Regions from separate parts of the Mus musculus genome. Here region 1 is linked to region 2. Evidence: chromatin loops called from intact Hi-C (ENCODE). Cell type or tissue: left cerebral cortex. All regions are shown on one strand. Links, peaks and the distances in the headings refer to the core of each region. The heading gives the core; the rest is flanking DNA. Region 1 has its middle 4.6 kb from the start of Mir124a-1hg. Region 2 has its middle 13 kb from the start of Msra.

Region 1 (2,916 bases), core at 102-2,601, 130 kb after region 2:
ATATTCTAGATTTCATCTATTCATTCATTCATTCATTATAAAAAGCAATCCTCCAACGACCCCCCTTCACCCTTCTTCCCTGTTCCTCCCTCTCTCTCTCTCTCTCTCTCTCTCTCTCTCTCTCTCTCTCTCTCTCTCTCTCTCTCTCTCTTCATTCCCAGAGGCCTAGCAGTCTTTTTGTCCAATTGGATGTTATTTTTCATTTTCTTCTTGTCACTACCTAATGTCCAAATTTATTTAAATCATCCTCAGACACAATCCTACAAGATATGAATCACATCTGAAGCAGGCTTTTTCCCCCCTTCGAACTTGTCACCCGTCTCACCTATGATTGACAAGATTTCTATTCCCGTCGTTTCTACTAATTCTGCTTCAAATCTGTATATTTAATGAACACACCAATTGGTCCCTCGTTATCAGTCAGAGCCTTTTTTTTTCAGGGCTAATGCACTGATTTTATAATTTATTGTGCATGGTGGCTGCCTCTAAATGAAATTCGGTGAAGGCCTTGTCCGGTTCCTATTAAAACAATATCTGGCACATGAATATGATCATGAGATTCCCCCACCCCTCTGTCCCCTTCTGCGCATATAAACAGTTTCATGTTCCTGTTAGACTCTTAAACACAAGCAAGGGTCTTCTAGACCTAAAGTATGTTGAATGTTATAACTCTGCACAAAGACGAAAAGAAAAACAAGAGATTACCTTAAAAAAAATTCTCCAATGCAAACACAATCTGACACATGCTAAAAATTGCCCGAAGCACTAGTGAGCTATGGTTCCTCTCCCGAGGCATATAATTCATTAGGAAATAATCTCATGCCCTATGTAGCAATTGAACAAAAATATTTATTTGTGGTACTATCAGATGATAAGGAGAACAGGGTTTCTTTGGGAGCGAGGGGGAGGGGAAGCCTGCAGTAGCTGCCCACCATAAGCATTGCAAATGAATCATTAGCCTTCATCCTGCAATCTAGGTCAGCATAGAGCGATGGGAAGATGGGATGGCTTTTAAATCTGCAGTAGGCTCCAGTCAATCTGCTTAGAAGGCACAGGAGGCCCAGTTACACTGGACTGGAACGTTCCAAGGGGAATAGAGATACTCTCACCTGCTGAAGGGACCATTACCTGACCCACAGAGTCATCAAAAATAAAGAAGGCTGTGCCATCAGATGAATTACATTTAAACACACGTAGACTTTAAGCTTTCCTTGTTCTGCTTTTTAAGACCTGAGCAGGATTTGCCAGACAGATCTTTAAAAGAGAGATGCTATCTTCCAGCCTACTGGCTGGAACAGGCTCCTACAACCCAGGTGAGGACAAGGACTTTGCAAATCATCTCCCCATGTTGCAAAAGAAAATGGGGGGCTGGGTGTCCTCCAGCAAGCCGTGGTTTGCTTTCCTTTTGGCTTTCTTTAAAGATTAGGGGGGTTGTACACTATGAATAATTTGTCAGATAAAACAGAAGCAAAATAAATTGACTAGTGACTGCCATCTGATAAAGGAAACTTGCACCAAAGACCCTCTTCAAGGGCCTTCCTCATTCTTCACTCAAAATGAGTATGGAAGGGTGCTGACTGTGGGAGCTCACGCTTTGTGGGTCCTTCCTCAGAAATGCTTATGCCAGCTTTAATGTGATTACTTCCTGAACACGTTATAGACTTAGTGCACTGGGTCAAAGTCCCTGAACTGTCCCCAAGCTCTCTCCCCTCAACACACACAAGCTGGCTCTGTGTATTTTTTTTCTAAACATGTCCCGAAATACAGATCAAACTAGAGAAATGTACGTAGGAGCATCTCAAAATTCACTCTAAGCAAAACGAACCAAACAAGACAAACAGAGCAGGCTACTTCTTTTAGCTTTCCGTAAATGTTTTTGTTTGCTTATTTTAATGGTCACTGTGCCTAGTCATAGGATAGCCTGTGGTAATTCAACATACATTCACAATGGGCAACTATTAATTCAGAGTAATTAGTAACTCCAGGTCCTCAGAATTTTATCATTTCTATATGTTGGAAAACCTGCACAGTCTTCTTTGCCAGTAACCTTGAAAAATAGCATACATTGCTTTAGACTAATGTTACCCTAAGCTACTTACTTCCTTTATTTGGCAAAAAAAAATCATAAGAAAAATATGAAAGTACAAATATGATATAGAAGAAAATATGCGACAACAATAACAACAAAAATGACCCAGGTTTTGTCCTTTACTAGGAATCAGCCTCGCGGTTCTAGAAGGGATTTTTTCCATCTCTCTGGGCCTTGATTTTTTTCTTTCATGTGCATCAGGAAGAGTCAGGCAGCTCCCAGGTTCTATCATTAGCAGTCCAAATGCCACCTCCAAATCTGTTTTCTGCTGTGTTTTGTTTTTGGAAAGACAAGGTAACTGCAGAAGTATCTGCAGTTATTTCCAAAGATGTGAACTGACGTTCACAGAAAGCACACACTTCTGAATCTGCTGAAATTGATATAAACCTTGCAAACGAGGGAGGCTCACTGTAGAAACGATCTTCCAAAATAGAGTTGGATGACTTTGAATGATGATTTTATAAACCTTGATTCTCTCTCTCTCTCTCTCTCTCTCTCTCTCTCTCTCTCTCTCTCTCTCTCTCTCTCTCTCTCTCTTCCTCTCCTCCCTCCCTCCTTCAACATTACTGGAAAGGCCTGAAGAAAACTGGTATCAGAAATACAGGTAGATAAGTAAGAACAAACTTAGCTTATTTGTCTGAATATTTCACTAAGGATAGAGTTTTGTATTCCAAAACTAGAAGGTGACGATAGAATATTCTATTTCAGGACATTTTTTTAAAGCCATTTAAAAATTTTCTGCCACAGGATAAATGACTCCTCCTGAATGCTAACAACAAGGGAAGAATGTGCTAGAGGCTCCGCCATCATATTAAAAATTAAACCGG
Region 2 (2,916 bases), core at 167-2,666:
CCCCACAGGCCATCCGACCTTGCTAATCTTCATCGTGTTAGTTTCCTCGAAGCTGGAAGGGAAAGATCAAATTTCCACTTCAGGTTTATCAAAAATTCTTATCACTTCAGATGAAATCAATGCTTTAAGTAGTTAATTGTCCAATTTTAGTTTACGTTTCAAAGGGGATCCGGTGCTCTGTTTCAGGGAGTTTGTTATGCTCAGTTCTCATTAGCAAACACATATTTCTAAGCTGATATAGCAATAATTACAGGACATGTTATGCTCTCAGCTTTATGAAAGACCCTTTTCTGATTTTCCTTCTACCTGATTCAACTTGTTTTTCTTTGCTTCCCTCAGTTAGGATCTTTGCAGGTAGCCCAGGCTGGCCTGGAACTCTTGACCCTCTGACCTTCGCCTCTTGAGTGCTAAGATTGTTGGAGTATGCTATCCCGCCAGGCTTGCTTCAAGTTTTTAAAAGATCTGATATTGAAGAGTTGTAAAGGACTACCTTAATATGCATAATTCCACTTAAACAGTGTTTGTTATGCAAACATGACAACCTGAGTTCAAATCCTCAGCTTCTACCTAAGGAGATGGGCATGGCCTTCACATACAGCTATAGCCCCAGCACTGTAGTGGGTGGAGACAGGGGAGCAATTCGGCTTGTGCCTACTGGCTCGGTGAGAAATCTTCTCTCAAAGGAATATGGCAGACAGTGATAAAACAGATATCCAGCATCCGCTCCCGGCCTCTCAGCGTGCCCACAGGGACGGAATTACTGTTAACCAGGCTTATGTGTAAGTCCTTACATAGCCAAATAAGTTTTCCTTAAATGGGCATATCTCAAACACTTTACATGACACCAAATATTCAAGGTAAAGAAGAAAACAACCATTTGAACGCCATCTACCAATGGTTTGTCTCTTTCCAGATGACAGTGCATTTAGGCTTATTTTCAAATGACCACAGTGACTTCTTAACCAAATAACTTCAACTCTGGTTTTGGTATATGCAAGATAAAGCACAGCTTAGTTGATAAATATTGTGGTTACTTACAGTGTTCAGTTTAATCTTACTTATGTCACCTATAAATTATCTGCAGGAATTTTCTAGACCACAATTGTCTTTCCACCAGCACTTCTTCAAACGGTGATCTTCCTTCAGGAGCACAAAGAGAGAAAAATCCATCTCTGCCTTGCGTCTTCCATACATTTCTCCATGTCTAGCAAGCTGAGTTTCGGGTAGCATTATGTTTCCACAAGCCGCTCAGAAAGCTTAATTGAGACTTAAGCGCTCAACAAATATTTGTGGAATTAAATTGAGTTTCAGTGATTATTCTGTAATTCTTAAAGCATGGAGACGTTAGAAGGTTAACCAAAAAAAAAAAAAAAGTGTTTTCAGTAAAAAAAAAAAAAAAAATCTGTCTAAACCCATCGCCGACGTCAGGTGATAATGAGGAGTTGCTGTTGGTTATTAGAGGTTCGTTAAAGAGAACCTTTCGATTGTTCTCCAGTCGCTGCTTTTTAAAGTCCCAGATTTCTAAGCTGTCTCGGTTGGAGATAAATTCACTTCCTTAAGCCATCTGGTGGCTCCCACCTGTAACTACATCATCTATTCAGCAGACATGCCCAATGCGGGTTCTGCCTTTACAGGGCCATCTCTTACAGGGTTTGTTTTGATGAACTGGTACCCAAGGAATGCATAGGTATTAAAATTCCAAGAGAAATCTTAGTGGTTCTAATCTCAGGGACACTTTAAATAAGAACAACATAGCAAAGACCATTGGTAATGGGATGAGTGAAAGCCTGTGAGTGTATTCTATTCATGAACTGAGGCAAACCGTACCGAGTGTTCCAGGAGTGTGCCTCCGTGTCGGGGTTATAAAACACTAGCATGAGGAGACCTGTGTACTCAGGAAGCACAGTCCAAATGACGACAAAAGCAGCTATGCTCGGTGATGGTGAGACTGTATGTATGTGCCTTGGTCGAGATGGGAAATCTGCCAGCTGCATCTCTTTCACCCCACACTCGACACCTATGGCTGTCTCCTCCGAGGAACATGCAGCATACACCAGAATAGACTTTCTCTTTTAGAATCAGCTCGTAAGACAACCGAACTGCAAGTGTGTTGTACACACTGACATCCCACCTTCCTGACCTTCCACAAAGCCAAAAATATTTACATCTCTGTGTAACGCTTAACCCTCAAGGTCACGATGATGCCCCTGAACTGAGTCATGTCTGGGAGACCAAGGACTCTTGTGTCAATAAACAAGCTCGCAGGGGCAGATCTAACTTAGCCAAATGTTCAGAGGCCAGAGGACAAGACAGGGGACACAGAATGGAGTCTTACCTACAGACGTCACCCCTACAGAATGGAGTGTTGTCTCCCAGAGAGAGAAGTCATTCCAGCCTTGGGAAGGCCAAGGAGGCTCTGAAAGGCTTGAAGCCTGAGGCCATTTCAGAACAGCAGATAGACTTCCACAGCCTAGAACAGGAGAGACTTAGTTAATATCACACAGGCAAACATAAGGATAAAGTATAACAAAGCAAAATCCACTTAGTAGCTTCAGGAACCACATCAGGCAGGAAGAATGCAATAAAGCCATGGCTGGCTGCAAAGTTAGACAGGAGCCAGAGGGGTGGCACATGCCTGTAATCCCAGCACCTGGGAAGCAGAGGCAGGAGGATCAGCAGTTTGAGGCCAGCCTGGGCCCTGTAGTGAGGTTACAAACAACAACAACAACAAATAGTCAAGGGCTTTGTGACTCCAGGGACTGTGGGTGGCTGACATGCTCAAGGATGTCCCACTAGAAATGGAGCCACTAAGCAACTTTAAATTAGGACCATAGTATAATGTCATAATTGTTAGAAGCAGATACTGCATTGAAAGGATGCAGAAAAAGACGTAGAAAGCCTGCTAGGGTACCATGC

Evidence for each region. Hi-C counts contacts between places; a loop is a spot of excess contacts. Peaks named below come from ENCODE experiments on the same cell type or tissue, not always from the same donor. Only the 100,000 strongest peaks of a DNase experiment are listed, where the experiment ranks them.
Region 1: it touches region 2 in a loop (4-fold over the local background); 3 of 42 quality-filtered maps call a loop at or near these places.

The regions. Positions count from the first base shown.
Region 1 is chr14:64,582,040-64,584,955 of GRCm38, forward strand. No RefSeq gene overlaps it. Among named protein-coding and RNA genes, the nearest start is that of Mir124a-1hg, 4.6 kb to the right of the region's middle. In left cerebral cortex, for the core only: a CTCF peak has its summit at 1,295; DNase peaks (open chromatin) are centred at 1,081 and 2,389; H3K27ac peaks cover 2,318 bases.
Region 2 is chr14:64,452,424-64,455,339 of GRCm38, forward strand. It overlaps a transcript of Msra not described here. Among named protein-coding and RNA genes, the nearest start is that of Msra, 13 kb to the left of the region's middle. In left cerebral cortex, for the core only: a CTCF peak has its summit at 1,571 (motif pointing left); a DNase peak (open chromatin) is centred at 1,599; H3K27ac peaks cover 2,404 bases.